Linked DNA regions of Homo sapiens: region 2 is linked to region 1. A link is a contact called in ENCODE Hi-C or POLR2A ChIA-PET data. All regions are on one chromosome and are shown on one strand. The core of a region is the stretch at or near the end of the contact, and the rest is flanking DNA. Distances in the headings are between cores, read along the strand shown.

Evidence for each region. Hi-C counts contacts between places; a loop is a spot of excess contacts on that map. ChIA-PET counts read pairs that join two places held with the same protein, here RNA polymerase II (POLR2A). Pooled maps may share reads with other maps.
Region 2: a pooled map shows a loop between it and region 1 (9-fold over the local background). The contact joins the promoter of PRRT2 here to the promoter of SGF29 in region 1. A Hi-C loop is called at or near these places in 6 of 50 pooled maps. POLR2A ChIA-PET finds 5 or more read pairs at or near these places in 2 of 52 experiments (A673 and Caco-2).

What each region holds. Positions count from the first base shown.
Region 1 is chr16:28,551,893-28,556,971 of GRCh38, forward strand. SGF29 (SAGA complex associated factor 29) reads left to right here and starts at 2,028. Exons shown (of 10, transcript NM_138414.3): 1 at 2,028-2,205. RefSeq lists an enhancer at 1,997-2,316 and a silencer at 2,337-2,456.
Region 2 is chr16:29,808,463-29,813,541 of GRCh38, forward strand. PRRT2 (proline rich transmembrane protein 2) reads left to right here and starts at 3,731. Exons shown (of 4, transcript NM_145239.3): 1 at 3,731-3,861; 2 at 4,528-5,079. The coding sequence starts at 4,593. MAZ (MYC associated zinc finger protein) reads left to right here. Exons shown (of 5, transcript NM_002383.4): 4 at 108-279; 5 at 1,615-2,702. The coding sequence ends at 1,769. MVP-DT (MVP divergent transcript) reads right to left here. Exons shown (of 4, transcript NR_186424.1): 3 at 1,573-1,711; 4 at 182-671. RefSeq lists silencers at 3,104-3,183, 3,584-3,733.

The sequences.
Region 1 (5,079 bases), core at 778-3,277:
GATAACCCCCAGGTGCTGGCTCAGGACATTGTACTAAGTAGGAGGTGGGACATGAAAACTGAGTATAGATGATTCTTTTGAGAAATGTGGATGTGGAGAAGACAGAGCAATTCCTTACATGTGGACAACACTCTAAAACACTTTTTAAAAAGTTAATAAATACATGTTTATTGTAGAAAAATCAGAAATTAACGATAAAATTTTAAAACAGGGCAGAGACCAAAATAATTTAAAAAACAACTGTAAGCTCTACATCTCTCCTGATCAGTGACTAGGGTTGATTTTTTAAATTTATTTTATTTATTTATTTTTTGAGACAGAGTCTTGCTCTGTTGCCCAGACTGGAGTGCAGTGGCGCAATCTTGGCTCACTGCAACCTCCGCCTCCTGGGTTCAAGTGGTTCTTTCCTGCTTCAGCCTCCAGAGTAGCTGGGACTACAGGTGCGTGCCACCATGCCCAGCTAATTTTTGTATTTTTAGTAGAGACATGGTTTCATCATATTGGCTAGGCTGGTCTCAAACTCCTGACCTCGTGATCTGCCCACCTCGGCCTCCCAAAGTGCTGGGATTACAGGCGTGAGTCACCACGCCTGGCCTAGCTAGGGCTGATATTTAACAATCAGGAAAAAGAGCCCCTGAGACCTTTACAAATGCAAAATTTGCAAAATCCCTCAAAGCATAACCTTCATAAAAGGCAGTAAGTAGAACTGCAGCTGGGTGGATGGGCATGTCATTCACTGACCTGACGCCCACAGAAAGAACTGCAAGTGTGATGGAAGAAAATGATGCATTAATTTTGGGGTTAACATAGTTTCAGTGCTAACGCCTGAGATTCTCTAATAAACAGAAAAATACTGACGGGGCTGAGGTTGGTGGCTCATGCCTGTAATCCCAGCACTTTGGGAGGCTGAGGCAGGAGGATCGCTTGAGCCCAGGAACTCAAGACCAGCCTATGCAACATAGCAAGACCCCCATCTCTACCAAAAAAAATTTAAAAATCAGCAGAATGTGCTGGTGTGTGCTTGTAGTCCTAGCTACTCAGGAGCCCTGATGGCACCACTGCACTCCAACCTGGACAACAGAGCGAGACCCTGTCTCAAAGAGAAAAAAAAAGAAACATGTGATGGCCAGGCACTGTGCTAGGTACTAGGAATACACAGGTGAACACAAGATGATCCCAATCTCATAGGACTTGCAAGTTTATCAAATAATCAACAAATAATTACAGACATTTGTAGGTTATGTAAGAAACTTTAAGATACCAGGATGGCTTTCGATAAAATACCATTGAGGCTACATGTCCATTGCACGTCCATATCCTTAGTACTTTCCTGAGAAGATTCCCTAGAAGTGCGATTTCTGGGTCTAAAGATCTGCTTGTTTTTTGTTTGTTTGTTTTTTTGAGATGGAGTTTCCCTCTTGTCACCCAGGCTGGAGTGCAATGGTACAATCTCCAGTCACTACAACCTCCGCCTCCTGAATTCAAGCGATTCTCCAGCCTCAGCCTCCCCAGTACCTGGGATTACAGGCACCCGCCACCACGCCCGGCTGATTTTTGTATTTTTTAGTAGAGACGGGGTTTCACCATGTTGGCCGGGTTGGTTTCAAACTCCTGAACTCAGGTGATCCGCCCGCCTTAGCGTCCCAGTGTTGGGATTACAGGCGTGAGCCACCGCGCCCGGCCTGTTTTTAATTAATTTTTTAACAACAGACTTTTATTTTTTAGGGCATTTTTAGGTTCACAACAAAATTGAGCAGAAAGTACAGTTTTCATATTACCCCTGCGCCCACCCACCTCCAGCAAGCAGCAATCTGTTCGCTTTCAAGTTTTATTTATTTATTTATTTATTGCATTTTGTTTTAAATAGAGTCTGGGGAAATGGGAGAAAACGCTGAAAACGCACAAGCACTTTGGTTGGTTAAATTAGGGTTCCGCCAAGAGCCGGAGCGGTGTGCCAAGTGAAAACTACATTTCCCACGGGGCAGCGGGTCACGTCACAGAGGAACGACTACGCATGCGTGCAAGGTCCTCCGCGCGCGACTACGCTCATAAAAGGAAAAAAAAGCGTGTGCGGTTCTCGACGTGCCGCCAATCTTCGAACGCAGGTCTGTGATCATCCGCAGACTCCGAAAAAGGGTTCGAGGAACGCGCCTGCTCCCCTCGTCGCAGTTTCCAGCCCGACGAGCTTGTTTTGTCCCGGACTCGGTAGGTGGCGACGGGCCGTGGCCTGAGACCTCCGGCGAAACGCGGGAGCGAAGGGCTGAGTCCTCCCTCCGCGCCGCGGCTCCCGACCTCCCTGAGGCGGCGCTCTAGGGGCGGTGCGCACGCGCTCTGGGCGGGAGGGGGGCGGGGCTCGTGGGGGTGGGGGCGGGAGAGGAGGGCGGGGCCGGGGCTCGGGGAGGGCGGGCCCTGCGCCCGGCCGCTCGAGGTCTGCGCTTGCGTGCTTCCATCCCCGGCGAGGGTGGGAAACAGCGACACGCTGGGCTCGGCACGGACGCAGCTTCCAGGTGGGGTACTCGGACCCGGGTCACGAAGATGCGGACAGAGGATGGGCCCCGAACTCCAGCACTTATTTTATGATTTGCACAAAAATTTTGTATATATATATAGTTCTTAACAAGATACACTAACAGCTCGTCGTTTGCCCAGGAGGCTCAACCTCCCGCCTCGGCCTCCCAAAGTGTGGGGAGTATAGGCGTGAGCCCCCGCGCCCGGCCAAAAAATGCCCGTCTTAAGAACAACAAAACAGCCTCCTTCACCCTCGCTATCCTCCAGTTACCTCCTCCTCGGCTCCGGTTTGCAGCCAAAGGCCTTAGTCTACCCTCACTAATGCCTTTTCTCCTCCAAGTCTTGAACCCTTGAGCCTCTAGTCAGGCTTTGGTCTCCACCACTCCACTAAAAAGGCTTCTTGTCAAAGCCACCAGTGATCTCTAGGTGGCCAAATGCATTGTTAAGTTAGGTCTCAGTCCTGTTCAGCATTTGATGCTGTGGATCACTGCCCCTCCTTGAAACACTGTTTTCATTTGGCTTGCTGAACGTTCTCTTCCTTTGCCTCTGCTCTCTCTGGCTTCTCCTCTGCTGATTCTAACCTAGGCATCATCTCACATTTTTGTTTTTATTAGAGACACGTTCTCTGTTGCTCAGACTGGAGAACAGTGGTGTTATTACAGCTCACTGCAGCCTCAAACTCTTGGGCTTAAGCAGTCCTCCTAACCAAAGCCTCCCCAAATGCTGGAATTACAGGCATGAGCCACCGCAATCCCAGTTTCACATTTTAAATGTAAATACTGGCCAGGCGCGGTGGCTCATGCGTGTAATCCTAGCACTTTGGGAGGCCGAGGTGGGCAGACTGCCTGAGCTCAGGGGTTTGAGACCAGCCCGAGCAACGTGGTGAAATCCAGTCTCTTCTAAAAAAAAAAAAAAAAATTAAAAAATTAGCCGGGCGTGGTGGTGCACGCCTGTAATCCCAGCTACTTGGGAGGCTGAGGCACAATAATCACTTAAACCCAGGAGGTGGATGCTGCAGTGAGCCAAGATCGTGCCACTGCACTCTAGCCTGGGTGACAGAGCAAGACCCTGTCTCAAAAAAGAGTTCTAGAGGTGGAAGAAAATCCACATATAAGTGGACCTGCACAATTAAAACCTGCATTGTTTGAGGGTCAACTGTATAGCTATTTTAAAAGAGATTTATTGTGATGGATTGGGTGACACTATTATAGAGGCTGAGAAGTCCCGAGATTTGCCATCTGCAAGCTGGAAGCCCAGGAAAGCAAACCCTCAGGAAACTCACAGACACACTCTAAAGTGTTTCACCAGCTATCTGGGAATCCCCTAGCCCAATCAGTTTGACACATAAAGTTAACCATCACATTTCCCTAGCTTTGTTTTTCAGTTGCCTCAATCATCATTTTACTGGTGATACTTTGAGTGTTGTCATAATAGCCTAATGGTGGGTTGGCAGCTTCCACTTTTGTGATCTCTTTTACTATTGAATATGCTGAAGTCGTGACACAACTTGGAATTCAGAGGAAGAGCATAGGTTTTAGAACTTGCAGCCTTGCAGCCCCAGCTCAACTACCTATTTTTCCTGAGTTACCTAGCATAACCTATCTGAATTTCAGTTTCTTCACTATACTTACTATTCTGTTATCTATTTTATAGGATTGCTGTAAGGTTTAAATGAGAAACACTGGCATAAGTTGCAATACAGAGGCATGAAGGAAAAAAATTGTCTTCTTAATGTCTCTTTAACCAATTGATGAATATAGATTCTATTTATTTATTTATTTATTTTTGAGATGGAGTCTCGCTCTGTCACCCAGGCCGGAGTATAGTGGTGCAATGTCAACTCACTGCAACCTCTGCCTCCCGGGTTCAAGTGATTCTCCTGCCTCAGCCTCCTGAGTAGCTGGGATTACAAGCATGCACCACCATGCCTGGCTAATTTTTTGTTTGTTTGTTTGTTTGTTTTGAGACGGAGTTTCACTCTTTGTTGCCCAGGCTGGATTGCAATGGCGCAATCATGGCTCACTGCAACCTCCGCCTTCCGGTTTCAAGCGATTCTCCTGCCTCAGCCTTCCAAGTAGCTGTGATTACAGGCATGTGCCACCACACCCGATTAATTTTGTATTTTTAGTAGAGACAGGGTTTCACCATGTTGGCCAGGCTGGTCTTGAACTCCTGATCTTAGTTGATCTGCCGGCCTTGGCCTCCCAAAGTGCTGGGATTACAGGTGTGAGCCATTGCGCCCAACCTACTTATGTTTTTTTTAGAAACAAGGTCTTACTCTGTCACCCAGGCTGGAGCCTAGTGGTGCCATTATAGCTCATTATTCCCAAATTCCTGGGCTCAAGTGATCCTCCTGCCATAGCCTCCTGAGTAGCTAGGACTACACATGTGCACCACCCTGCCCAGCTAATTATTTTATTTTGTTTTTGTAGAGACAGGGCCTCCGTGTGTTGCCCAGGATGGTCCTGAACTCCTGACTTCAAGTGATCCTCCCATTTCGGCCTCCCAAAATGCTGGGATTACGGTCATGAGCCACTGCACCCAGTTTGCAGATTCTCATTGCTAGTGACT
Region 2 (5,079 bases), core at 2,481-4,980, 1.3 Mb after region 1:
CAAAGATCCCCAAGGCTCTGATTCCTTTAATCTCTTGCTCCCCCCTCCCCAGCCCACCAAGCTTTAACTCTCCTGTGACACCCCCCACGCCCCTCCCCCCTCCTCAGAAATGTGAGGCAGCTTTCGCCACGAAGGATCGGCTGCGGGCGCACACAGTACGACACGAGGAGAAAGTGCCATGTCACGTGTGTGGCAAGATGCTGAGCTCGGCTTATATTTCGGACCACATGAAGGTGCACAGCCAGGGTCCTCACCATGTCTGTGAGCTCTGCAACAAAGGTACATGCCGAGGGCTGCCGGGAGGGCCAGGGGCAGAGGGTGGGCGCCTGGCCAGACGCCTTGCCACGGATACGGGTTAAGGGTGCTGTAGCCAAGAGCTCGTGGCGTCTAGATTCCTACAAGAGGTCAAGGGAGCAGCGGGGGGACACCTGAATGAACATCATTAGACTCTAAGAAGTCCTGGTTGGAAGAGATGATCTGCCAGAGAGGTTGAACCTCCTGGTAATGTGTGGGGAAAGCGGGAGTGGAACTTGGCTGCTCTGGGGAAGGAGTAGTCAAGAAAGCCAGTTCCAGGGGTCACAAGGCAAGGTTTCCGCTGCGCAGCCACAAGGTCTTGTCTCCAGCTCCTGGGGCAGGTGGAGTACACGGGCCGGGCTTTACCAGCACGCACCCTGCACGGGTAGCAGAGAAAGCTGCCTTCAGTCAGACTCACCGGTTAACTGGGTTGAGACCGCGGGGCACTGGAGGGAAGGGGACACAGCCGTCTCTGCTGAGGGTCAACCCTGCAAGTGGCTAGGAGTCAGTGTCTCGTCATCCTGGGAGAGGTCTCCCGGCCATGGAGAATGAGTTCTGTAGGTACCAAGGCTGAGAAGCGGGCACCACACAAGCCAGGCCCCAGGCTCAGGGAGGGGCTGTGTCTACCAGCCCCAACAGAGCAGTTGGCCCCAGGCTACCAAGGATACCGTGGGAGGAGGACAGGGCCATCTGAGGAGGGCATCCCCCGCCTAGGAGATCAGCCCCGTCTCTGGGGTCTCCGCCTGGCTGACCCCCGCCCCATCCCAATCCACCCCCCAATAGGCTTCACCACGGCAGCATACCTGCGCATCCACGCGGTGAAGGACCACGGGCTCCAGGCCCCGCGGGCTGACCGCATCCTGTGCAAGCTGTGCAGCGTGCACTGCAAGACCCCTGCCCAGCTGGCCGGCCACATGCAGACCCATCTGGGGGGGGCCGCCCCCCCTGTCCCGGGAGACGCCCCCCAGCCACAGCCCACCTGCTGAGGGGGACCCCCGCACCCACCAGGCAAGGCGTGGGGCATGGCTGGGGGGCGGGATGGGGGGTGTGGGGGACAACGGGGCTCAAAGGGCCCAATAGGGGATCTCAGGAAGGCGAGGGATGCCCATGTACCACTCAGGCTAGGGAGACTTCTGGGCACAGGGAGGATCCTTGAGAACTGCTCTGTCTGGGTGAGGATGCAGGCTGAGGCCTCTGGGGTCCAGATAGGAAGTGAGCAACGGCTGTGTCCCAGGGGAAGCAGGCTGGGAAGGTGTGGGGTGAGGGCAAGGCTCTTGCCATTCAGATCGCGCTGTGATCCGTGGTGTTTCTCCTGTGCAGGTACTGGTGAGGTTTGTCCAATGGCGGCGGCAGCGGCAGCGGCGGCAGCGGCAGCAGCGGCAGCAGTAGCAGCCCCTCCCACAGCTGTGGGCTCCCTCTCGGGGGCGGAGGGGGTGCCTGTGAGCTCTCAGCCACTTCCCTCCCAACCCTGGTGAGCTCCAAGTTGGTTGCGGGGGAGAGGGGAGAATGGAGTAGAGTCCCTTGGTACAAGCTCCTCTCCCCCCTCTTTTCCCACCAACTCCTATTTCCCTACCAACCAAGGAGCCTCCAGAAGGAAAGGAGGAAGAAATGTTTTCTTAGGGGAATTCGCTAGGTTTTAACGATTTGTTTCTCCTGCTCCTCTTCTGTCAGACCTGACCCCACACAAACCTGTCCCCTCGGTTGTGTTGAAGTCCCCTGGACAGTGGGCAGGGGTGGCAGAGGACACGAGCAGCCACTGCCCGTACCCCCTCTCCTCTCTGTAAGCCCATGCCCTGTCTTCCCAGGGACTTGTGAGCCTCTTCCCTCGACGGTCCTCTTCTCTCCTTCCAGTCCTCTCCCCCTGCTGTCTGCAGCCCCTCCCCGGGGAGTTGGTGCTTTCTTTTCCTTTTTTTTTTTTTTCCAGGGGGAGGGAGGAGAGGAAGGAGGGGGATCAGAGCTGTCCCAAAGAGGGAAAGCGGTGAGGTTTGAGGAGGGGCAGAAGCAGGGCCGGCAAAGGTTGTACCTTCATAAGGTGGTATGGGGGGTTGGGGTCAGGCCCTGAACATCGTCCTACTTGAGAATCTGTCAGGGGAAAAAGTCAAGGGGAGCAGGAGGAAGAGCCAGGAGGGCCAGAGGCAGAGAAGAGATGGAGTCTTAGGGGCCAGGGTGAGCGAGGGGTCCAGGGCCTAGAGGTGCTTCCTGGGGGCGGGGGAATGCAGCCAGTGTCCCCCTCCCCTCTTCCACCCCAGCTCCAGCCCTGGTCTTGTCTTTTCATCCCTCTTCCCCACGACAGAAGAAGTTGTGGCCCTGGCCATGTCATCGTGTTCCTGTGTCCCCTGCATGTACCCCACCCTCCACCCCTTCCTTTTGCGCGGACCCCATTACAATAAATTTTAAATAAAATCCTGTTTCTGGCTCTGGATTGAATGAATTGCCCTCACTAAGAACTGCCGCCAACCCCAAGGGTTTCTTCTCGGCCTGGTGTCCGTCAATCCAGCCTTGCTCTGCCCTGTGAGGCTGTGAGGTTCTGGCTCCGCCCTCCCCAGGGGCAGCCTTACTGGCGGCAGCACAGATACAGGGCGGGGCCAAGGCTGTGGCTGTGGAGAGCAAGTTCCAGGTCTCTGGGGAATTCCCAACTCGGACAGGCCCAGAATAGCCCCTGGAGGTTTGAAGAGGCCCCGTCAGAAACCCAAACAGAGCTGCCAGACGGGAATGCCGCCCTCCCCCGTCCACACTCATGGCCGCTGCTCAGCCCCCAGCCGCATCCCTCCCCACGCGCGTCACGGCCCTGAGGCCATGGTGGGTGGATGCGGCTGCGGAAAGGCTGGGGAGTCCGAGCCCTAGGACTGGGAGCAGCGAGGTAGAGAATGAAAGCTGCACCTGTCCCTCATCCTGGGCATGGGCCACTCTGTGTTTACACGGGCTCCTCTGCCCAGCTCCTCCTGCCCCTTGGAATTCCCTTTCCTGTCCCCGCTCCGTCCTTTCCAGGGCCCCTTTTTTGAGCCTTCCAGCGCCAGTTTCTGCCGCTCCTTTCTGCAGGCTCCATTCTCTCCAAACCCCACCCTGCTCCTCCTCTGCAGCCTCCCCGCGTCTTGCCCCATCTTCCTTGCCCTCCTGCTCGTAGAGACGCCTCCACCCGGTCCTGCCTGTCTCACTGGTCCCGTCTCCTCGCAGAACCCTCTCCGTTTCCCCCAAATCCCCGTCTCTTCCAGGAATCCCGGTGACCGTTGGCGGGAGGGGCCGGGGACTTAAGAAGGAGGCGTCTCTCCTGGAGGCGCGCGTGAGAAGGGGCAGGGAGGGGGCGCGAGTGGTCCCCGGGCCGGTTGCCTGGGTAACGCGTGGCTCCCTTGGGCTGGCGGGAGGGGCCGGAGGCTCGCGAGGGGCGGGGGCGGCGACGGCGGCGGAGCGTAGGGGAGGGGACCGGAGAGGAGGGGATGAGCACACGGGAGAGGAGAAGAGGGAGACCCGCCGCCTCCCTCCCTCCCTAGCTGACTTGCTCCCTCCCGGGCTGCGGCTGCTGCAAAAGCCAGCAGCGGCAGCGGGAGCTGTCCGGAGGCCGGCGTCGAGGTGAGACCCGGGCAGACTGAGGCTGCGGGTAGGAGTGGACCGACCGACGGCTGACGCCGGGCGGACTGCACGGGAATGCGGGTGTCTGGAGGGCTGGTGGTGGTGCTGGGCGGGCTGAACCATCGGGAGGAGGCGCCAGCCCACCGAAGGCGAGGGAAGCCCCGGGAGAGGGGCTGACAGGGGATCGAAGGAGATAACCAGGTCCCCCAGAAAGGGGCGGGAGCGTCCTCGCCCTAAACGCGCAGCAAGAAAACCCGCACCGCCTGGGAGCCCAGGGAGGAGGGGAGGATGCAGAGGGAGTGGAATGCGAATGTCGGGTCCTCTGCCCAGTCGGCCTGTCGGAGTGCTATTTGCACAGCTCGTTGATTTTGGGGTGCTGGGATCTGAGAGTCTGGATCTTGTTGGATGGACCCAGGGAGAGACCCTGGAGAAGGTCCTGTTTACAAAAGGGTTAATCTTCCCCAGGGCTCTCCAAGCAGAAGACTTTGAGTAGAGCACTCCTCCCGCAGGGATGTCCCACCCTAAGGCAAAGGAAACCCCAACTTTTCTTCCTCTCCCTAGAGGCAGTGCAAGGCTGGCCCTGAGACAGGAATGTGGCCCAATTGGGCCTGCAGTGCTGAGCGCCCTCTTCCCTCCTCACCCCAAGCCTATCTCCTCCTCTTCCAGGGTTTGCCGCTGTCTCTGCTATTCCATCCTCCCCATAGGGGCTCTCTCCCCTCTCCCATCTCAAGATGGCAGCCAGCAGCTCTGAGATCTCTGAGATGAAGGGGGTTGAGGAGAGTCCCAAGGTTCCAGGCGAAGGGCCTGGCCATTCTGAAGCTGAAACTGGCCCTCCCCAGGTCCTAGCAGGGGTACCAGACCAGCCAGAGGCCCCGCAGCCAGGTCCAAACACCACTGCGGCCCCTGTGGACTCAGGGCCCAAGGCTGGGCTGGCTCCAGAAACCACAGAGACCCCGGCTGGGGCCTCAGAAACAGCCCAGGCCACAGACCTCAGCTTAAGCCCAGGAGGGGAATCAAAGGCCAACTGCAGCCCCGAAGACCCATGCCAAGAAACAGTGTCCAAACCAGAAGTGAGCAAAGAGGCCACTGCAGACCAGGGGTCCAGGCTGGAGTCTGCAGCCCCACCTGAACCAGCCCCAGAGCCTGCTCCCCAACCAGACCCCCGGCCAGATTCCCAGCCTACCCCCAAGCCAGCCCTTCAACCAGAGCTCCCTACCC